3 separate regions of the Homo sapiens genome follow, and all the other regions are linked to region 2. The links are chromatin loops, found by intact Hi-C in ENCODE. Cell type or tissue: endothelial cell of umbilical vein. All regions are shown on one strand. Links, peaks and the distances in the headings refer to the core of each region. The heading gives the core; the rest is flanking DNA.

Region 1 (7,866 bases), core at 1,700-5,699, 270 kb after region 2:
TAAATTAATTAAATTAAATTAAATTGAACTAAAATCTTGGTGGATTTCAAGTGGTTAGTCTTTGTTTTGGCTTCCAGAACATCATAGAATGAGTGGAGCTCTTCTATGCAGCGACGGCTCTGCAAAATTTTCCAGACAGCGATTGCTTTTCTCCTCTAACGTCTACCTCTCTCTCCCATCCCTGTACCACATGATTCATTGCCAGCCAAAATATTTCCAGTTTTTTTTTTAACAATTCCTCCTGTGGCATTGTGGAATTGAAATAATTATATGTATTTCTTGCCAAAGAAAAACATTCAGAATAGGAAGTTTGCTTTGAGTTAGATAAAACAAGTTAATTACTTTTGGTGAAAGGTTTGTTTGTTTGTTTTTGCTATTATAGCATCATTATGCTATTATATAGCATATATTATGCCATAACACTAGGTTATAGAGTGAAGACTTTCCATATCTGAATTATCTGTATTTTGCCTGTGTAAATAAGATAATCAGATACTCATGTGATTTTTTTTTTCCAGCTGGAAAAGTAGACTTTAAAAATCAAGATAACTTTTTTTTTTTGACAGTTTCAAATTTTGCTCTTTTGCCCAGGTTGGAGTGAAGTGGCGTGATCTTGGCTCACTGAAACATCTGCCCCCCGGGTTCAAGCGATTCTCCTACCTCAGCCTCCCAAATAGCTGGGATTACAGGCGCCACCACCACACCTGGCTAATTTTTTGTATTTTTGGTAGAGATGGGGTTTCACCATGTTGGCCAGGCTGATCTCGAACTCTTGACCTCAGGTGATCCACTCGCCTCAGCCTCCCAAAGTGCTAGGATTACAAGCACAAGCCACTGCACCTGGCCAACTTAAAAAATATATAGAGTACACCTAAATTGAAAAAAGTTTCAATACATTTTATGGTATGGCATGTTTATAGATAGTATCAAATTTACTAATTGAAAAGAAAATACATGGACTAAATGAAAAGAAAATATAAATCCCCAGCTATATAAACTCTCCATTAACCTGAAACTGGCTAACTATAATAATCAATAAATTTGCTGGGTGCAGTGGCTCATGCCTGTAATCCCAGCACTTTGGGAGACCGAGGTGGGTGGATCACTTGAGATCGGGAGTTCAAGACCAGCCTGGCCAACATGGTGAAATCCCGTCTCTACTAAATATACAAAAATTAGCCAGGCATGGTGGCGGGTGCCTGTCATCCCAGATACTCAGGAGACTGAGTCAGGAGAATCGCTTGAACCTGGGAGATGGAGGTTGTAGCGAGCCGAGATCGTGCCACTGCACTCCAGCCTGAGCAACAGAGCAAGTCTCCATCTCAAAATAATAATAATAATCAATAAATTAGGCTTTCTTCCTCAGAGTTATGCAAGTGTAGCTACTTCAAGATTTGTATTTATCAAAGAATTTGTGCTTTGACATAAAGATCAAGACACAAAATTGCAGGAGATATTTCAGGACAGGTGGAATTTCCTAACTTCTTAAAATGCATGAGCAAGGGTGTTACATATGGTGAACCCCAGTTTCTCTTCAAAGAACCAGTATGTCAGTATGTTCAGCTCTCTTATTCTTTGATTCTCCATTTTAAAGTTTAACTTCCTGGTTCTCTTAGCCCCCTTCCTTCTAGTTTCAGTAAACAACTTTCCCACCAGTCCTAACCAGTAGTTCACAGCGGTCCCCTGATCACCTGCTTTAACCTAAGTCACCTTTAGTTACCTGTTCCTAACCATCCTTCCTGCCAAAGTACTCACCCTGCCACTCCAGCTCGTATTCCTGTTCTCTTTAAAATAGCCAATCAGAATTAGCTTAGACTGTGTGGTCCAACCCTAGCCAATATGGGAATGACACAGCAGTAGGGGCTACTTGTGTCAGGAATAAGAACTCCTGCCCCTCCCCTGTTCAGGTGTGCTCTTGCCATTGTTCCATCTACAAGAAGCACCCTTTCTGCAGAAAGTAAAAATTGCCTTGCTGAGAAAATTAAATTTATGTTCGAGTGCTATATCTTTGTGGCACTGAGGAATAAGCATTTTGCATTTCTAGCAAAGGGTAAAAAACACTGTATTTGAATCAGAAGACTTGGGATTGTGTCCCAGATTTGCCTCTTTTAGTTTTTAATGTATTTGAACTGCAGTTTCCTCATAATGTCATCATCATCATTAACTATTTAGTGAGCATTTACTATATGCCAGTCACTGTACTAAGTGCTTTACAGAGATGATCTATGTAATCTACACATCAACTCTATGAGGTTCATGCCTTTATTAACCTTGTTTTACAGATGAGAAACAGGCTCAGAGGGGTTAACCAGCTTGCCCATGGACACTCAACCCTGAGAGAGAGTTGAAATTCATATGCAAATAGCCTGAGCCTTGCCTCTCCCATTCCAGAGGTAATTCTGGTATACTTTTTTGTAAAGTTCCTTCTTGTTTGTACATCCTTCAATCTATTCTACCTTACACAGTCAGCCAGGTCTTCTTTCAAGATACTTCTCAGATGATTCTCTTCTAAAAACCATAACTAGCTTTTGATTTGCATATGTGAAACTTCACATTTTCTAACCTGGCATTCAAGATATTTTATAATGTGCTCCAATTCATCTTTGGAGACACAGCTCCTAGAGATTTACCTGCTGCCAATTGAACTTAGTGAAAAGCCTCTCAGGTGTCACCTGTCCCCTCACTCTTTTTTTTTTTTTTGAGACGGAGTCTTGCTCTGTCTTGCCCAGGCTGGAGTGCAGTGGCGTAATCTTGGCTCGCTGTAGCCTCTGCCTCGGGGTTTCAAGCGATTCTCCAGTCTCAGCCTCCCGAGTAGCTGGGACTACAGGCGTGAGCCACCACACCCGGCTAATTTTGTATTTTTAGTAGAGACAAGGTTTCACCATGTTGGCCAGGCTGGTCTCAAACTCCTGACCTCGGCTTCCAAAAGTGCTAGGATTACAGATGTGAGCCACCACACTTGGTATTTTTTTGTTTTTTGTTTTTGTTTTTGTTTTTTAAGCAGAGTTTCGTTCTTGTCTCCCAGACTGGAGTGCAGTGGCATGATCTCGGTTCACTGCAACCTCTGCCTCCCGGGTTCAAGCAATTCTCCTGCCTCAGCCTCCTGAGTAGCTGGGATTACAGGCACCTGCCACCATGCCTGGCTAATTTTTGTATTTTTAGTAGAGATGGGGTTTCACCATATTGGCCAGGCTGGTCTCAAACTCCTGATCTCAGGTGATCCGCCTGCCTCAGTCTCCCAAAGTGCTGGGATGACAGGTGTGAGCCACCGCCACCGGCCAGGTGTCACCCTTTTGTGAAACCAGATTATTCCTGTCCACAGGGATCTCTGCCTACCTAAATGGAAATCCTAAGGCAAGGACAGTGAAATTATTGTATTTCCCTAAATGTAACATTACATATAGTTATTTGTGTGCATGAATTATCTCCTTTATTATCCTATAAGATGATAGAGACCAATGTATAGAAAGCTATGTATAGCTCTTTCCAAACCCATTTTGGGAGCTCAGGGAGTATTTCCAAAAGACATAGATTGCCGGCTTTTCCCAGAAATGGGACCTGCAGGGAGGTGTGGCCCCTGAGGGGGTGGAATCGCTGAAGCTCGGGCAGATAGCAGTGGAAGCTAGACTATTACTAGCTTCTTTCAGTATCACTTCTACTTTGCTTTGCTAACAAAAGAAAGCTGTTAAGCCTCCGGCCATAGGAATCAAATGGAAATGTCCCTCCCTTCTAGGCAAAGCTAGTGCCCTGGGCTTCGTTGCATTGCAAGTTTACTGGAAAAAAAAATTTGAGCTTTTATTCAGTATTTATACAGTCATTCCCTAGAATCTCCTTCATCCGGTCTTAAAACTAGAATTTGACACAGTGGGTTTAGGTTGAATGGTTTAGGCAACCAAATTAATCATGGCAGTCAAAAGTCCCTTTGCATTTTTCTTTTACAGTCCTCCCATAAAGTTAATATATTTAAATGGTTGTGAGATAGACAATTAAGCATGGCCCTTTACCTTTTTACAGTAAGGGATCACAGCAAGTGGGACGGAGAGAGAGAAAAAGAAATTCCTTGACGTGTGTCCTTGCAAACAGACAACTAGCCAACGCTGCCTCCTAGTGTCTAAGGTAGACACTGCCTGAGGGATTTGGATGTGAAGCTGTGGTTTGTTGGAGGGGAGGTTTTGCAGTATATATGAATATCTATTAACTGGCCAGCACAAGCAATGGATTAAAAAGTTTAATCACTGTGGGGCGTGGTGGCTCACGCCTGTAATCCCAGCACTTTGGAGGCAGAGGTGGGTGGATCACCTGAGGTCAGGAGTTCGAGACCAGCCTGACCAACATAGCGAAACCCCATCTCTACTAAAAATACAAAAATTAGCCGGGTGTGGTGACGGACACCTATAATCCCAGTTACTTGGGAGGCTGAGGAAGGAGAATCACTTGAACCTGGGAGGCAGAGGTTGCAGTGAGCCGAGATCGCGCCATTGCGCTCCAGCCTGGGCAACAAGAGGGAAACTCTCTCAAAAAAAAAAAAAAAAGTGTAATCATAAAATGGATCCCAAGCAAGGAACTTTTGACTTTTTGTGACCAGATTCAAACCAGGTCTACACACTCACACGCCTTCATGAGCCTGGCAGGTGGACGTGACATCCCGGGAGTGGTAAAGGCATGCCCCGCATGAAGGTGCTCAGTTTCCTCAATGTTTAAAACTTCGTGTGAGCCCAGAAACATTTCTGAGGACCACATCACTAGGGCACAAGTTTACATTTAAAGGATTTTAAATAGGAGAAAAGAGATTTTCTTTCTCTTGGAGCTTCTTTTTAACTCTAAGAAGTTGCCAAACCTACTGAACTCTGCTACTGAGTTTGCGAACATGAGATACTTGTTTTCCCCAGTGTGTGCCACAGCACAATAGGTGACACAGGCTCTCGTAACCTCCGCTGGCGTTGTGGGTATGTGACCCATACAAACGGGCCCCACGCTTAGGAGTCCCACACTTGGTTCAAGACTTCAGTTGCTATCTTGAAATTCTGAATGCTTTCTGACCAGGGGACATGCATCTTCATTTTGCACAGGGAACTGTGAATTATGTGGCAGGTCTTGGATGTAATAGAATTTGCTACCTTTGCTTCTGTTCTCTTCTGCCTATTTCCTGCCCATCGTCTATGTTTTTGGTTTGGTGCTATGCCCTAAACCTTACCCAGAAAAAAGAGTCTTGGCAATGGTAACAGAAATCTGCCCCATCTTTTGCCTCCCAACTCCAGAGGAGTTTGTGTCCTCTTTTGATTTTATTTTTTTATTTTTTATTATTTTTAATACAGGGTCTGGCTCTGTCACCCAGCCTGGAATGCAATAGCGCAATGATGGTTCACTGCAGCCTTGACTCCTGGACTCAAGAAATCCTCTTGCCTCAGCCTCCTAGATAACTGGGACTACAGGTGCACGCCACCGTGCCTGGCTAATTTTTTATTTTTGTGGAGACAGGGTCTCACTATGTTACGCAGGCTGGTCTTGTACTTCTGGGCTCAAGCAATCCTCCCCACTTGGTTTCCCAAAGTGCTGGGGTTAAGTCATGAGCCACTGCACCCCAGCCGCGTGTCCTCTGTTGAAGTGCACCTGCCAGGGTCACCACACAGTGACGATAGCAAGGCCTGTGCATCCTCACGGTTTGTTTTGTCATCACTTAGTGGCTCCTTTCCAGTTACCATGTTTATACCAGCACTATCTTTTTTTTTTCTTTGAGGCAGAGTCTCCCTCTGTTGCCCAGGCTGGAGTGCAGTGGCATGATCTCGGCTCACTGCAACCTCCGCCTCCCTGGTTCAAGCGTTTCTCCTGCTTCAGCCTCCCAAGTAGCTGGGACTACAGGTGTGTGCCACCGCGCCCAGCCAATTTTTGTATTTTTTGGTAGAGACAGGATTTCACCATGTTGGCCAGGCTGGTCTCGAATTCCTGACCTCAAGTGATTCGCCTTATAATCACTTGTGTGCTCGTCTGATGTGATGGCATGGTAAGAAAATGAGACTGGGCCGAGCGTGGTAGCTACTGCCTGTAATCCCAGCACTTTGGGAGGCCGAGGTGGGCGGATCACCTGAGGTCAGGAGTTCGAGACCAGCCTGGCCAACATGGTGAAACCCTGTCTCTACTAAAAATACAAAATATTAGCCGGGCGTAGTGGCAGGCGCCTGTAATCCCAGCTACTTGGGAAGCTGAGACAGGAGAATCACTTGAACCCAGGAGGCAGAGGTTGCAGTGAGCCGAGATCACGCTGTTGCATTCCAGCCTGGACAACAAGAGCAAAACTGTCTCAGAAAAAAAAAAAAAAAGAAAAGAAAAGAAAAGAAAATGAGACTGGTTTCCAGAAGCCATTCAATAGAATCAGCCTCAGGTTTTCTTCTTTGTATATAGTCACATGAACTAGCTGATTAGACATCTGCCGTTGGGAGACAGTTTGAGGGGCATTACCAACACTTTTGCAGACCAATAATGAACATTCCCAGTGACCCAGAACAAACTCCCAGTAACCCAGAAACCACTTTTCAGTGACTGCAAGAAGAAAAGCTCTACCGTAAAAAGCAGAAAGCTTTCTAAATGACCATAGAATCACCTTTGGAAAAGTTGCCTTAGGGCCAATTTTAGAAGTAGACAGGTTCTCAGTATTAGGGCCTTAATGACACAATTACCACCACCCTCCTTATTTAGTCAGATTCATTAAGCTCTTGGTTTCCATGAACTAAATCCAGCCCTTTTGTTGGTAGTTGAGGTAATAAATGGTAAATGGCACCTTTCTCTAGCACCCATTTGATTAGTTTAAAATGACCTCATACTAGTGTCACAGACTAGTGTGACTCAGCCTGATGTCATCAACTCCTCTTAAATGACTGCTAATTCCCCATGGCAATCAGCACCTTCCCAAAAGCTTCAGCAGAGAAGAGTCTTAAAAGCCTTTTGTTCTAACTTCTTTTTTTTGGACATCGTACAATAGGCTTTAGCCTTGGGTTAATTGTCTCTGTGGACATAGTAAGTCTTTAATGTTTAGTGTCTTGCATGCGAACAACTTGTTGAGAATAAGCCACCCCTTCGGTTCCAGTTTTTAGTAAAAGCTGTCTTCTAATAAGACTGAATGGAATAAAAAAATCAAAATCCAAGAACCAGTTTACTCTGTTAGAGAATGTTAGTCAGTGTTCCAGTTCATGAATTATTAATAATAACACCTGACATTTGTCTTGTTCTTCTCCCTTCATCAAAGCACTTTCTCATTTATTATCTCATTTGACCTTGCCGTGCACCTTTCAGACAATGGGGAAGGCACTGTCACAGCAGGGACTAGCGAGATGCTGGTGAGTGGTGGAGAATGCCACATTTAGCAAGAGGTAGATGCTTAGAAATCTTTCTCAAAATCAGCAAGTAATACCTTAAAATAAAAAAAAAAATGGGCTGGTGATCTGGGAAATAGAGGAAACAGGGGCAAAGAGAAGCAGGAAAGAGGAGAAAAGGGAAGGAAAGAGGGAGGGAGGAAAATTTATATTAATGGACATCAAATCTCAACTCTCCAAACCTGAAGGGAAACATAGTAGTTTTTTAAAAGAATTAATGGATGTTAGTTTTAAATGGACACCTTCCTCTTTTTACAGAAAATTTCTGGGCTGTTTGACATCACCACTGAGAGCAGCTAGAATTTGAATGGCGGGGATACTTTAAAAGCTCAGAACTATAGCCAGGCGTGGTGACTCACTCCTGTAATCCCCAGCACTTTGGGAGGCTGAGGTGGGTGAATCGCTTGAGCCCAGAAGTTCAACACATCTGGGCAACATGGTGAAACTCCATCTCTACCAAAAATACAAAAATTAGCCAGTCTCATAACCTGGTCTCAAA
Region 2 (7,866 bases), core at 1,924-5,923:
GAGGAGAGTGGATTACCTGAGGTCGGGGGTTCAAGACCAGCCTGGCCAACATGGTGAAACCCTGTGTCTACTAAAAATACAAAAAATTAGCTAGGTGCGATGGCGCACACCTGTAATCCCAGCTACTCTGGAGGCTGAGGAAGGAGAATCGCTTGAATACACGAGGCAGAGGTTGCGGTGAGCCGAGATCATACCACTGCACTACAGCCTGGGCTACAGAGCAAGACTTCGTCCAGAAAAAAAAAAAAAAGGCATCTTCTCTACTTAATGTAACTCACTAAGTTAATGAACATCTAAGTAACATTAGCAACTTAAAATATCTCTATGAGATTTAGCAAAGAAGATTAATTTTCATTTCTCAGGTGAATTATTTGCAATTTCACATAATTTCACTGGTTACAAACCTAATTTACACTGGTTACACATAAGTTTCACTTTCAGGGTCTTTACTGTCCAACTACAGGGTCTTTTCTGCATGGATTCTTATACAGTATAGAGATACACAATTCAAAAACCTCTTTGCTTTCCAATTCATATGTTAGTTTCCATTTACATGTTGCTAAAAACAACTGGAGATTCCATTCCCTTCAAAAGACACAATTTCAAAAAAAACGCTCTAAAAAGTTTAGACCCGTCAAATTTACCAGTAGACTTTAATTTCCTATAAAGAAAGCAGTACTAGTTTTCAAATCTAAAAGAAAAAGCTCTCTACAGACTTACATTTGTTCTAAATATTTCCAAAAGTTTTGATTTTTCATAGTTAGATTATACTGTTATTCAGCAGAAATTTTTTATCTTCTCCAAAGGCTGCCTATTTCTTCATGAGATTCAGAATTAAAATAATAAAGTGGCAATACCCTAATCGTCCAGTGCACTCAGGAGCTGCACTAATACAAATGAGCTCATTTCAAAAGTAGGGTGTGTGCGAGTGTGCGCGTGCGTGTGAGTGTGCGCGTGTGCGCGTGCACAAGCACGCCCTTACAGGAGTATGGGGTGTGGGGTGTGACAACATAGATCTAATCTTTCTGGAGTAAGAATTCAAATGCAAATTTAAAACAATACTTGCAAATTAATGTTCAGTAAGAGATGAAGAAATGCTTTGCAAATAGTGAAATGGGAGGCAATCAAGGTAAAACCCCAATATGGCTTGTCCTGAGTTGCTTTAAAGGATGCAAAAAAAAGTGGCTTACATGTCTAAAAATTACTTAAACCTCCACTTCCTTCTACAAATTTCAGTTAATACAGAATAAGGGCATTTTATACTTGCCACTGTATTACAACGCAAGTGGCATAATAAATAAGTCCTAACTTTGTATCACGAACAAGCTAATGTAATAATGTACACACATCCTGTACTTGCTTCCCTCACGATTATCATAGCTAGGTAACAGCTGGCAATAAAATATGGAGGCAAGTTGAAGGCCCTGAATCATTTTCATAGTAAAAGGACAGCGGGGCAAGAAAAGAGCACATTCAAGTCAAGAGCTCAATGGGTTCCCACAACCCAGCTCTGCTATGCCTCAGTTCACGCTACTATTTTTACTACAAATCACCAAACAACAATACTATTACTAAGTGAATGCACCCGAACCAAAGAAACAGCCTATCCATAAACGTGCTGGCTTCCTTCACGTCCCAGCGCACCCTTCCACTCCCGACAGTTCAATGAGAATATCATCTCACGAAATGAGTAAGCACACACGCCATTCTACAACTTCGAGAGACATTCACAGTTCTTCCACGGCACACGCGAGAGCCACAGAAGCCGAGCAGTTCGCTGGCACTAAAACGGTGTCTTAATTTACAAGCAAAGCCGTCAAATAACCGTTCTGTAAGAAGACATTTCTGGTCCTCTAATAAGCTGGGGTCCAGCCCTACTGTACGCTCAAAGGCAGGCGACCCTATTCCCAAGCCCCTTACAGCTAAGACTTACGAGGGAAGCGACATTTACATCTGCACTCTCTCCGAATAAGTGCTCTTGGTATTCTGCCTTACGAGGGGACGCTGGCTACGTCTCCAAAACTTAGGCAGGCCGTTCCCCGAAGCTGGGGGATCCCACAGGACTTGTGCTTTCGGAGCCCGGGAGTGCGGTGCTGGGTGTTGGGGGAGGGGGGAGGAAGAAGTCAAATGGCTTCCTAATATATCATCAAAAGAAGAAAACACAGGTTTGGGACCAGGAAAAGTTCCAGGAGCAAGTCGCTGACAAACAAAAGCTGCACTCGCCCGGCCGCTTTCTTCTCGCCCCCAGCCCGCGCCCCGAGACCACCTGGCCCGGGCGTTTTGACAGCTCCGAGAGTTTCCCGAGCGCCGACGGCTCGGCGGTTCGCCCGGAGTCCGTCCGGGGACTACCTGGGCGCGCTCCGGGCTTGTTTTCTCAATGATCCAGCTAGGCCAAGACGCGGCTACGAGAAATTTCTCCAAAAGAAGAGTCGCGGAGAAGACCCAGTGAAAAGGCCCGACTGAAAAGTAAAGTGTGCGGAGCCGGGCGCCGGCGGGAGCCCGGGCGGGCGGCGCGGAGCGGGGGAGGCCGGGCGCGGGCGGCTACCGAGGGGCGCGGGGCCGGGGCCGGGAGCCGCCACCGCCCGCGGGCCCGCCCCGCCCCCACCCCGCCGGGGGGCGCCGGGGCGCGGAGGCCGCGGGGCGGGCGCCCGGTGACAGCTCCGGCCCGGCGCCGCCGCTGGCTCCCGGCCTGGCTCCCTCGCACTCAACTTACTTCTTTCTGGCTCTCTGGAAAGGGGAAGCGCCATCTTTGCGAGGCCGGCCCCGAGGTCTTTTGTCTGCGGCTGCGGGGCTCGGGGCCGGGGCTCCAGGCTCCTCGGGGGGTGGTGGCGGCGGCTGCGGCTGCTCCACGCTCTTGTCCTCCTCCGACGACATCCTAGTCACCAGGAAAGACACATGGATCCCGGTCCTCCTCCTGGGGGGCTCCCGCCGCCGCGGCCGCCGCCGCCGCCGCTGCTGCTCGGGTTCCTCCTCCCCGGCTCAGCCTCTCGCATTTCCCGCAGCCCCGGGAGCAGCAGCAGGTACCGGGAGAGGCGGCAACATGGAGCGAGCAGGACACGCACTCACACACATCGGCGCGGGCGCGCGCACCTCCGCGCGCAGGGGCCGGGCGGGGGGCGGCGGGCGGGGCGGGCGGTGCGGGGCGGGCGGGGCCGGCGGGTGCGGGCGGGCGGGGCAGCCGGGCGGGCGGGCGGCGTGAGGGGCGCCGGCCCCCGGGGTCTCCGCCCGCGGCCCCTCCCCCGAGCCGCCCGCGGCAGGAGGAGAAAGGGGCCCGGCGCGGGGAGGGCCGGCCGCGGGGCCCGGCGGGGGCGGCGAGGGGGTCGCGCCCCCGGCCGGCCGCCCCTCCCCCGCGCGTCAGGCCCGTCAGGCCCGGGCGGCGGCGGCGGCGAAGTTTTGACAGCTGCTCCAGTGGCGGCGCTGGGCGCCGGGCCGCGGCTCGCTCCTCACACTCGCTCTCTCACACACGCTCGCTCGCTCTCCCGGAGCAGGGGAGGAGGAAGTTTTGCGGGTGTGCTTGGACCCCACACACACGCCGCGCGACCGTGGCCGTCGCGCGAGGCCCGCGCCGGGGATCCCCCGGGGCGACCCGCACCACAGACCTCTCCAACTCGCAGCCGTCGCGCCCACACACCGCCGCCTCGACGGCCCCCGCCCGCTCCCCCACACTCGGCCCCTCGCCCGCCCCCCGCGCGCCGCCGCTGCCACTCACGGGCCTCGCTCCGCGCATGCGCCGCTCCCGCCGCCCGCGGACGCGCCGCCGCCGCTGACCTCACCGCCCCTCCCCCTCCCCCCCGGGTTCCCTCCCCCTGTGACGCGGCGGCCGGGCCCAGCCGCGACTCCGGCTCCGGCTCCGGCTCCGGCTCGGGAGGTAGCCAAGCTGTGGACCCAGAGATCCGGGATCGGGATCGGGGAACTGCGGGCGAGGGCGGGAGGGAGCCGCGGACACACGCCGAGGCGGCCGCGGTCGCCCGGCGCAGCCCGGCGCGAGGAGCAAATGTGCGCCCGCACGGCGAGGGCAGCCCGGGCTTCGCTGGTTCTCGCCGAGGTCTTTCCTCGTAGCGCCCACACTACGGGGAGGAAAAGGAATGGAGTCAACTTCGTTCGAATCCAACGCCAGTTAGTTTCCTTATTATAACGTCATTTTTTTTAATCCAGAAAAGGTTCATAAGGATGTAAGACGAAAAGAACGATGACAGCTCGAGAAATAAAACGGTTAGAGACAAAATAAGCCAATAAAAACCCAACCACTTGATTTTAACGTTCAGTGTGTTGTGATGAAGAGGCAAAAATCGAAGTACTTCTAAGCCACCTCTCATAATATGTAAAAATGGTAAAAAGAAAAATGGGGCTAGAATCCGCCTGAAAAATGCACTTTCTCAAGAAGGACAGTTACAAATATGGGATTCTGGATTTCTCAGGCTAATACCTAACACTTGGACGATGATCTATTCTGTGCTTTCCATTCACTATCGATTAGTTTATGAGAGTGAAAAAATTCTAGATTTGAATGGGGGGAAATAGTAAGACCTATCAACCATTTGTGAAGGATTGGGGTAAACTATCATTTAATAAGCATCTACTTTGGGCCTAGCGTTAAGAGGCACACTCTCATGTTGATTTCTTTTGATCTTCGCAGTGTAGTTTTAGTGTAAGGTAAAAAAAAATAGGCTCCTTTTCCAGCGATGTTTGCTTTCCCTTCTAGTAGCTAGGATGTTAACTTTAAACTGTGTCTTCTACTTGGGCAAAATACACACACTTTGATTCCCAGAGCCTATTCTAAATGAAAGCATAATTTTTTGAAATGGCTGAAATGAGGAATAACGTCAGATAGTCATTTGAATACCTTCAGGGTTTAATCCCTGCTGGCTCTTTCAAATTTACTAAATTTATAACCAAAGGAAATTTGGGATTGAGGAGGAGGCTGGCATGGTAAATGCAAACTAGAAATTAAAAGTGCCTGACGATTACACATAGAAATACAACATATATGTGACTAGTGATAAACATATGATGTGATCTAGTGAAAGTTTACTCAGTACAAATTTGAAAGCACCCTTTCTTTTTTCATTTTCTTCAGCACATTGTACTTTAAATAAAGTGTGCTTTCAAAACTGGATTATTGATCCAAATATTTAGCTGTGTTCCGTACTGAAATTAGAATAGGCACTTCCACGGTGAGTTTCACATGTACAAAATTATACATCAGGATAATTTACTTCCATACGCTTCTCCAGCACTTCTGAGAACTTAAGTGTCAGTGGATACAAATTGCAAGTCACTCCTGCTGGAGAGTTCACAAGAAACAAAGGGTACTAAGAGCAGAAAAGTGAGCCGAGTGAATGGAAGGGTAGAAACAGAGGTTTGTGCAGGGATGCTTCTGGATAGATGATGATGCAGGTAAGTAAACTCAGCCTGAAATCTCCATTCCTTTGGCCACTATGAGCAGGGAGTTGGGATCTGTTTTAAGAGAGCTGATAGCAGTCTCCTTGGCATGAAGTTATCATGAACAGAGCAAATCAAATATAACCCAGGATGCTGAGGAAGGATTCAAGGAATACTTATTCAACATAAATAAAGGTTTTCCAGAGGTTTTTCCGTCTCAGTCATCCAAATTACACAGCTCTGAGACCACAGTAGCAAAAATCTAGGAGGCAGGGAGCTGAGGTCCTTCAAAATTATGAAAGCAAAAAGGCAGGAGCATCTGGAAACAGTACCAAATACAACAGAAAAATATTAGAATGTGTACTTTCTAATAAGTATACATGTTAAATATGGGATTTTAAATTTAGGTAGATGTGTACTAACCTGTTAACCAATCATCTGCAAAGGGGTGAATTACAAGGGACTTTTACTGTCTAAAATATTTGAATATTTCAAAGCACATGTAGTAATCATCTAATCATATATATATATATATATATGTAGTTTTTAATGGGGAGGGAATGAGCATTGTTATCTTTGACAAAGAAAAACCAACATCTCAGAAAAATATAGGCAAGGAAGATTCTCAAAGCATCTAGCAAACAAGTGACAGTGAATAAAAATTCATAGTCCAATATTCATTCTTACTAATTGAAGGCCTATAACATGTGATTGTCTTTATTTAGAATGCACAGGTTCACTACTAAATGTTGTCTCTCTTGTTTTCCCATAAATTCCTCAGGGCTTTTTAGGAACCAAACTTTCACTGTTATAGAAGGACCACTGAAAGCTTAAATTTTAGATCTTAGAATTTTTGTGTTCATATTGTTATTATTAAAGTTGCACTGTAGGCTGGGCACTGTGGCTCATGCCTGTAATCCTAGCACTTTGGAAGGCCAAGGCGGGTGGATCACTTGAGCTCAGGAGTTCGAGACCAGCCTGGGCAACATAGTGAGACCTCCGTCTCTACAAAAAAATACCAAAGAAAATTAACCAGGCCTGGCTGGGCGCGGTGGCTCACACCTGTAATCCCAGCACTTTGGGAGGCCAAGGCAGGCGGATCATGAGGTCAGGAGATCGAGACCATTCTGGCTAACAAGGTGAAACCCTGTCTCTACTAAAAAAGCAAAAAATTAGCCGGGCGTGCTGGCAGGCACCTGTAGTCCCAGCTACTCGGGAGGCTGAGGCAGGAGAATGGCGTGTACCCGGGAGACGGAGCTTGCAGTGAGCTGAGATCGCGCCACTGCACTCCAGCCTGGGTGACGGAGTGAGACTCCGTCTCAAAAAAAAAAAAAAGAAAAAAAAATTAACCAGGCCTGGTGGCACATGCTTGTAGTCCCAGCTACTTGGGAGGCCGAAGTGGGAGACAGTCTTGCTCTGTCACCTAGGCTAGAGTGCAGTGATGCGATCTCGGCTCACAGCAACCTCCACCTCAAATTTGCCGGGCACGGTGGCTCATGCCTGTAGTCCCAGCACTTTGGGAGGCCAAGGCAGGCAGATCACTTGAGGTCAGGAGTTCGAGACCAGCCTGGCCAACATGGTGAATCCCCATCTCTACTAAAAATACAAAAATTAGCCTGGCATGGTGACGTGCGCCTGTAATCCCCGCTATTCTGGAGGCTGAGACAGGAGAATTGTTTGAACCCAGGAGGCGGAGGTTGCAGTGAGCCGAGATCGCGCCATTGCACTCTAGCCTGGGCAACAAGAGCGAAACTCTGCCTCAAAAAAAAAAAAATTCATATTGCTATATAAGTTATTTCAGTAAAGTATATCATGTGCCTGTTTGGTGGAAAAGTTAAAGGAAGAAACCAGGAAGGAAACAAGCAGAACAGTCATCTTCAAAAGTAATTTGTGTTTAAGAATGTGAGGCTTAAGTAGATGTTTTGCAGTACATTTTATATAGATACTAATCTTGCCCTCTAGGGGTCTATACTTTAAGCCTGGCAGTAGTAGTTAACAAGGATAAACACAAAAGGACAAGTAAGCAACTAGAAAATAAACATGGAGGCCGGGCATGGTGGCTCACGCCTGTAATCTCAGCACTTTGGGAGGCCGCGGTGGGAGGATCACGAGGTCAGGAGTTCGAGACCAGCCTGGCCAATATGGTGAAACCCTGTCTCTGTTAAAAATATAAAAACTAGCTAGGCGTGGTGGTGCACACCTGTAGTCCCAGCTACTCAGGAGGCTCAGGCAGCAGAATCCCTTGAACCTAGGAGGCGGAGGGTGCAGTGAGCTGAGATTGTTCCAGTGCACTCCAGCCTGGGCAATAGAGGCAGACACCACCCCCCCCCAAAAAAAAAGAGAAAGAAAAGAAACATGGAAAAACATACAAATAGAAAGATTAAATATTTACGTCCATTGTGTACAAGATCATAGTTTTAAAAGAAATGCATCTGTGGATTCAGGGGGAAGGGCAGCAGTGGGAGAAGTCATAGCAGACAACCA
Region 3 (7,866 bases), core at 1,700-5,699, 100 kb before region 2:
AAAAGTTCACTTCACACCAGGATCACTTCCTCCTTAGTGAAATGATCTTCTATCTTTTATAAGCACAGAGATATAATAGTCTAATATCTATCTCTTCAGCTGATTTCCTTTAGACCTCTAAATATAGGTACAGCCCTCTATACATCCTTTATATACTCCTGGGGTTGGGTGGTTGTTTTTGTTTTTGAGAAAAGGACTCACTCTGTCGCCCATGCTGGAGTGCAGTAGTATGATCATTCGCATTCTTGGGCTCAAGAATCCTCCCACCTCAGCCTCCCAAGCAGCTGGGACCACAGGCACATGTCACCACATTCTTTTTCATTTTTTTGTAGAGATGGGGGTCTCACTATGTTGCCCAGGCTAGTCTCAAACTCCTGGCCTCAAATCATCCTCCTGCCTTGGCCTCCCAAAGTGCCAAGAATACAGGCATGAGTCACTACTCCCAGCCTATAAGCTCCTCTTTGAAGAACTTATTATCCACATTTCAACAATTTCCTCTGGACTTTATGATTTGTAAGTCAACATCTCTAGCACTAACTCCTCTCCTGAGTTCCACACCATATTTTAACTATACACTAGACATACTTAGCAGCTTGAACACTAAATTTCACACAAAACTTTATCTCTTATCGCTCAGATTAGCACTTCAATCTGACTTCCCTCTTTAAAAAAAGAAAACTATCTTCTACATTCAAAATGAATTTTAGAAAAGTATTTTGAAAAACAATTTGTATAACTATTCTTGGGTAGTTAGAAAAAACTACAAATAATTGTAAATCCTATCAAATCATAAAACTAATGATAACATGAAGCATCAAACAGATGGTTTTGGTTTTCATACTTAAAATAACATGTTTCTTTTCTTTTTTAAAAAATTGAAATAGAAAAGCTGACCTTAAATTAAGTGTTTATACAGTCTATCAATCAAGGTGTCCTGTCTATCCCGAGACAAAATTGATAAAGTATCTAGAATCAAATCTACAAATACGTAAGCTTGTATTCAAAAGGAATAATAAAATGAAAATTTACATTTCTATGTGACAAATGACCTCATGAACAAAATGAATGTGTCACAGATGAGAGAAAATAAATACAATTTGAATCCCCCCCCAAAAAAAAAGGTATTCAGATCAAGAATAGCTAAATAACTCCAAAGATGAACAAGGCACATAAACCTGTAGAACGTAGACAAAGGGGCCGGGTGCGGTGGCTCACGCCTGTAATCCCAGCACTTTGGGAGGCCAAGGCAGGCAGATCACCTGAGGTCAGGAGTTCGAGACCAGCCTCAACATGGAGAAACCCCATCTCTACTAAAAATACAGAATTAGCCGGGCGAGGTGGTGCGTGCCTGTAATCCCAGCTATTCAGAAGGCTGAGGCAGGAGAATTGCTTGAACTTGGGAGGCGGAGGTTGCGGTGAGCCGAGATCATGCCATTGCACTCAAGCCTGGGCAACAAGAGCAAAACTCCGTCTCAAAAAAAGAAAGAAAGAAAGTAGACAAAGGACAAAATCCATACTCTTCATCTTCTATGCTTTCCAAGTTTTAGTAGGACACATAACTGCTCAGCTAGAGACTTTATTCCCCAACCCTCTTTGCAGCAAACCATGGCAAGTTCTCACCGAGAGAATATGACCAGAAGCAACTGCGCAACCTCATCATCTAAAAGGAAGTGAGCTGCTCTTCACTAAATTATAGTCCCCTTTCCTACAGACTGGAATGGACATGACAGCAACCCAGTCGCAATGCTGCCAATGAGGCGCAATGCTCCAGGTGATGGCAGAGAGACAAGACAGAAGAAACCTGGGTCAACAAACAATAATATGGAGCAAAAGACAACTCATCAGCCTATACCTCTCCATCCTCAGAAATATTACATGAGAGAAGATCAATTTGTTTTATTTAAGCCACTGCTATATTTTGGGGTCTCTGTTACAGCAGTTTAACCCATGCCCTAATTAACACAGAAAACTGGTATTAAAGAGTGAAGAATTGCCGTAACAAAATCTTCAAGTGGCTTGATCAGGCCGTGAAACACTGATAATGGAGTCTGAAAATCAACTGACCCTTTTTAGGCTATATTAAAATATTTAATATAGCTATGACCTACAACAATTTGGAATGTAGACTGTACCTACAGAGCCTGTAGCTCTAGGCAAAGCATCTGGAATGACCCAAAGGGTATTCTGTGTTGCCTCTCTCTAGTATTTTTACAGCCAAAGATAGAAAAGAATACAGTTCTGCTAGAGAGACTCTCTCTGCCTGCCTATTATATTCAAAGTACTATAAAATTATCACATATATAAATACCTGTATGAAAGCATTTCATTTCTACTCAGAGAGTCCCAGAATACATTTTGGGATATACCCATTTTATACCATTCTTACTACTGGGTAACAAGAAAGGGGAAGAGAAAAATAAGTGACAAACTTAAGGAGGAATAAGAATAGTGCCTTCAGAAACTTACCAACAATGAGCCAAATGGCCCAGGGTCGCAAATCATTACATTACCCTGAAAACACATTTTTTCCTGGAGCCAGATCCATTTGTCTCCACTCCCAAGCTGTGCTCTCTCCAATCCAGTATGACTTGTCTGCTTCCTTTTACTATGCTGCTATCTACCATATATGACCTCCAGTCAAAAATTTCCTTCTCCTAGCGAAGTATATAACAGTTTCAGCTTTTTCCTTATTTTTATCCCCAAAAAAGAAAATACATAGCACTTTTATTATTTTTAGGGGAGTTTTATTGCTTACAGCTAAGGGAAAAGAAGCAGGACAATGTCTATCTCTCCCTCAAATAAGAGCCAGAAGGAAATAGAAAAGTTAAACGTTAATGTTACTGGTTGGCCAGTAGGTTTGCAGGTATACAACCTTTTGAAATTATGTTTCCTGCATTTCAAAGAGAAAAAAACAGATTCAGACTATAGGGTTTTTTTGTTTTTTTTTTGTTTTTTAAGAAATAGGATCGGCACCAGATCTGATCCCATAAAGCAGGTAAGAAGACAGGCTTTCAGAGTTCATCCTGTTCTCTTTTCTCCTCTAGCTATTATTATTACTGGCTCTGCCCATGATTCTAACTTGGATCTGCTAAAGAAACAGTAGGGAGCGATAGTTTTGGTTTTACTTTTGGTTTAGATTTTGTTGTTTCAGTCTTGTGTTCTTTAACAAATAAAGAGGACTCTATGACTGCTTCCTAGATAGCAGTAATTCCTGCCACAAAATAGGAACAAACAACAAAAAAGGTATCACTAAATATTTGATACTTCAGGTAATAACAGAAGCTGTCTTTAACTGTCACTCTTCATTTGGTAGACTATGTTAGATCTTAGTATCTGTCAAAGTCAAGGCAGGACAACTGAGTGTTTATGTCTCTCTCTCTTCTCCTAATCCTAGTCTTCAAACAATTGTCAGAGTTTGGCAGCAGAATGTGAAACAGACTGCTCTGGATAAAAATGATGTCAACCAGGGATCCAACCAGAGATGTCATCCAGAGATGCTCTGGATGAAATGGCTACAAACCCAGTGATATCTGAGGAAATATGCCTGATGCCAGTACTTAATTATCTCCAGTTTATTATTAAAAATGTACTCTTGAATACTATCCTATGCTTTGCCTAAAGAAAGAAGCTAGCCATTCAACCAATAAAACAGTCCAGGTTTGGCGACTCCACCACTTTGCAGAGTTTTTGCCTTTCATGAGGTCCAATTAGCTCAAACTGCCTGCAAGCCAAACTGTGGAAATTGGAGCAGACATTTAAAAAATTACATTGCATTTTTAAAAATTCAGTGTGGTATTTTTCTTGAATATAAAATCCCTAATATATCTTTTCCCTTACTTTGAACCTGACCTAAAATACAGGCAATGACACTTGGTCACAAAATGCACCAAAGTCAGAAAGGTGGGGACAACTGCAACCCTGGGATAAGGACAGGCAAGGCGATTTCATCTGTAGCCACTATCTACGGATAATCTCCATCCACTAGGTGGCACATGTACAGTGGTAAACTATACTAAGGAACCTAATCATTGACCTGGCGTGGTGGCTCAAGCCTGTAATCCCAGCACTTTGGGAAGCAGGAGGATCACTTAAGCCCAGAAGTTCAAGACCAGCCTGGGCAACATGGCAAAAGCAAAAAAAATTCAGCCGGCCTTGGTGGCACACACCAGTAGACCCAGCTATTCAGGAGGCTGAGGTGGAAGAATCACTTGAGCCTGGGAGGCAGAGGTTGCAGCTGCACCAAGATCACACCACTGCACTCCATCCTGGGTGACAGAGCAAGTCCCTGTCTCAACAACAACAATAAAAAAGAGAACCTAATCACATGTAAGTAGATTCCTAAGAGAACTTGAAGACAATGTGCACTTCATTAAATAGCATCAGCTATGTGCCAGGCATTATCTCTGGGGATGCAAAGATAAATTAGATCTAACCCTTTCCCTTAAATAAGTTCATAACATACCCTCTTTTAAACCTTTACTTTTCCACCTCCAATGACTCTAATTTATCCTACACAAATTGGTTCTAAGACATGAGAAAGTTTAATAGCAAAAGGTGTCTGCTGTGTTAGTTAAAACCAAAGGCTTGGAATCCAATGGTTCCGAGTCTGCATTCTAGCTCTGCCATCTGCTAGCAATGTGACCTTTGGCAAGTTACTTAACTTCATCTCAATTTTACTTTGCTCGTCATTTAAGACAGACAATACCACCTAGTATAAAACTGTCTTTATGATCCAAAAATAAAAAAAAAAGAACGCATGAAAAGCACTTAGCTCAACGTCTTAAGTGTAGTGATGTAGCTGCTATTCTGATGACCTCTATCTACATTCACACACTATAGTCTATGGATTCACTTGTCCACCTCACTTATACAACTTGATTTTTTTTTTTTTTTTTAAAGACAGAGTCTCGCTCTGCCGCCCAGGCTGGAGTGCAGTGGCGCGATCTCAGCTCACTGAAAGCTCTGCCTCCCAGGTTCACGCCATTCTCCTGCCTCAGCCTCCCAAGTAGCTGGGACTACAGGCGCCCGGCACCACACCTGGCTAATTTTTTGTATTTTTTTAGTAGAGACGGGGTTTCACTGTGTTAGCCAGGATGGTCACGATCTCCTGACCTCGTGATCCGCTTGCCTCAGCCTCCCAAAGTGCTGGGATTACAGGCATGAGCCACCGTGCCCAGCCCTCACCTACTCAATTTCTAACTCTTGATGTCACATCATGAATTATTAAATTGCATTATGAGAATTAATGAGAATAAAGAAGACATTTATTTAGCCCCCTCCGATCTATGCTCCAGAGTTAATATATCATTAATTTAGAATGGTTATTTACCAAACAAAATTTTGAGTAACAAGTACATACTATAATTTCTATTCAAATGGTAGTCATTACAAAGATAGTCAAGATCCCTACGTTTAATGGATCTAGATGAAAGACTGAAAATAAAAATAGGACACAATAATGATGATGCTGGTAAGCACATGGCATGATGGGAGTTAAGGGGAAGAGGTGGGGAATACAGCTCAGAAAGGCTTCAGAAAGGTATTAGAAGCCCAGCTAAAACTAAAAGGATAAATCAAAGTGTGCCTAATAGTTCTCTCTCAAGTTTTCTCTTTTAAAAAAAGAATAACATCTAACATATTTTCTTCATTCAAAAGATAAGGAAACTAAAATCTGAAAGTTAATTACAAGCTCAAGATCACAAAGCTAATAGGAAACAAAGCTGGGATACAAAATCGGGTTGTGTAACTCTAAAGCCTGATGTGCTCTTTTCACTACTTCCACCGCCTGGCAGAGCATCAAAGTGTAGCATGTAAGTTTTATAAATACATCAATATTAAAGAGAAATGTTAACAGTCTTACTAGGACCATGTTACTGAGGGATCACTTACTGAATATAAACACTATGAGATAACTAAAAATACTCTTTTTTAAGCACTGCTGAATAAAATTATGAAGTGGACAGAACATTTATCTCACAGCCAAGTTCACAGAAATAAAGCATTTTGATTTTGAACAATTACAAAAGTATTTCCCTCAAAGGTTAAATACTTCTTTGAAAGGACTGTGTGTAGCCTACAAATATACTGAACAAACTTACCAACACTGATAGCATAACAGGCTATGTCAAAAATATTTTAGAGGTCAATTTTGGACTCCCTTATCAATACATTAGTATATTCTTTCAAAGCGTCCTACTTTTTCAATGGATTTTTAAAGTTTACTCACTCAAGGGTTATAGGATTTTAGAGGGAGAAATTACTTCTTTATTTTTACTAACCTCTAATTTTTATTCACTTCCAAAATTTAGAATTCTAAGAAAATATTAAGAATGTAAGCAACAAGCACAGTGGTATTGGTGGATACCTAAGTGTTTGTCACCAACAGAAATCACGGATATTTTCTTATCACATGCAGTTGTTGCAGATATCCCAAAATATCATTCACCCTCATCACTACTTCAAAATTACAGTAGTTATTAAATTCACTGCTAGATTTTATAATTTAAGTGAATTAAAAAGATGTTATAAGATTACAAGTTTGGCTTATTTTTATTTCAATGCAATTGTTTATCTTTGTAATCCTATTTTGGTGTATTTTTATTTTATTCATTTAAAAACATTATTTGAAAAAGAGTCCATGGATTACATCATAGTACCAAAGGGGACTATGGCACTGAAAAAGTTAAGAACCCCTGTTCTGTATGTGCCATTCACAGGAGACCACAGCCCCAATTTGACTATATGCTCTATGAAAACAGGCACTGTATCTGTTTTTATAAACCAGAGCTACCACAAAACCTGAATGATGTTCGATAGTTGCTTAATTAATATTATATAATATAAAGCAAGCAGATAAATCTCATATATAGATACAAAGATTTATAAAAAGCACAGAGAAAAATAATATATTTAAAATGAACTCATATTTACTAACTATGCAAGTAAACACTGACATTCATTATCGACTAGTTATCCAAAAAATATGCCTTCTCCCTCTATGCTTTAATCAACTTTTTTTTTTAAGAGATGGGCTCATGCTCTGTCACCCAGGCTAGAGTACAGTGGCACAATCATAGCTCATCAGAACCTCAAACTCCTGGGCTGAAGGTATCCTCCCACCTCAGCTTCCCCACTAGCCAGGACTACAAGGCACATGCGATCACGCCTGGATTTTTTTTTTTTTTTTTTTGGTAGAGACAGGGATTAACTATGTTGCCCAGGCTGGTCTCGAACTCCTGGGCTCCAGTTATCCTCCCACCTCAGCCTCCCAAAGTGCTAGAATTACAGGCATGAGCCACCATCACCATGCCCAGCCTAATCAGCTATTAAATAGAATAACTGACTTCCCTTAACTCCAGAGAATGGCAATACTTTTCATGCTTGCTTCCTACTAAAACTACAGAAGAAAACATAGCTAAGAAATTGTGTAACCATGTCCCTCCCTTCTTTTGAAAGAAGTCTGCCTCCTGACAGTTATGTTTTCTGGATATATCTCATTGAATCTAGTGTATCCAATGTCATCAAAATTGTACTGTAAAGCTAAAACATTAGCACTATATTAGAAAAAGCAAATTATTTATTAACACTATCTTTATTCACTAAACTACTTAAAATATTGACACTGATTAATAATATGAATATAGTTGCTGCTTTCACAGAACAATGTAAGCAACTAAAAGTAAATACACAAAAAAAGCACTAATTTTCTCTGAGAGTTAACACTTTTACAGGTGACTTACTCTCTTTATAATTACCCACAGTTCCATAAATTTCTACAAATATACATTACTGTTATAATATTTAATGTGATTTTTTAATGCAAATTCAAAAAGCTTAAGAGTCCAATACTTGTCAAAAGCCAAAAAA

The links. Peaks named below come from ENCODE experiments on the same cell type or tissue, not always from the same donor. Only the 100,000 strongest peaks of a DNase experiment are listed, where the experiment ranks them.
Region 1: a loop joins it to region 2, with 9 times the contacts of the local background. A loop is called at or near these places in 7 of 110 quality-filtered maps.
Region 3: a loop joins it to region 2, with 10 times the contacts of the local background. A loop is called at or near these places in 42 of 110 quality-filtered maps.

The regions. Positions count from the first base shown.
Region 1 is chr7:152,703,020-152,710,885 of GRCh38, forward strand. No RefSeq gene overlaps it. Among named protein-coding and RNA genes, the nearest start is that of XRCC2, 31 kb to the left of the region's middle. RefSeq lists a silencer at 3,505-3,681 and an enhancer at 3,974-4,053. In endothelial cell of umbilical vein, for the core only: a CTCF peak has its summit at 4,113 (motif pointing left); a DNase peak (open chromatin) is centred at 4,102.
Region 2 is chr7:152,432,913-152,440,778 of GRCh38, forward strand. KMT2C (lysine methyltransferase 2C) reads right to left here and starts at 3,091. Exons shown (of 59, transcript NM_170606.3): 1 at 2,714-3,091. The coding sequence starts at 2,874. It also overlaps the pseudogene FABP5P3. RefSeq lists enhancers at 1,158-1,207, 1,518-1,587, 2,058-2,107, 2,148-2,377 and silencers at 2,858-2,917, 3,298-3,347, 3,438-3,727, 3,768-4,107. In endothelial cell of umbilical vein, for the core only: no CTCF peak of the experiment used is centred there; a DNase peak (open chromatin) is centred at 3,869; H3K4me3 peaks cover 2,328 bases; H3K27ac peaks cover 2,015 bases.
Region 3 is chr7:152,332,979-152,340,844 of GRCh38, forward strand. All of the region lies in intron 2 of KMT2C (lysine methyltransferase 2C), which reads right to left. Among named protein-coding and RNA genes, the nearest start is that of KMT2C, 99 kb to the right of the region's middle. RefSeq lists an enhancer at 4,011-4,250. In endothelial cell of umbilical vein, for the core only: a CTCF peak has its summit at 3,969 (motif pointing right); a DNase peak (open chromatin) is centred at 3,973.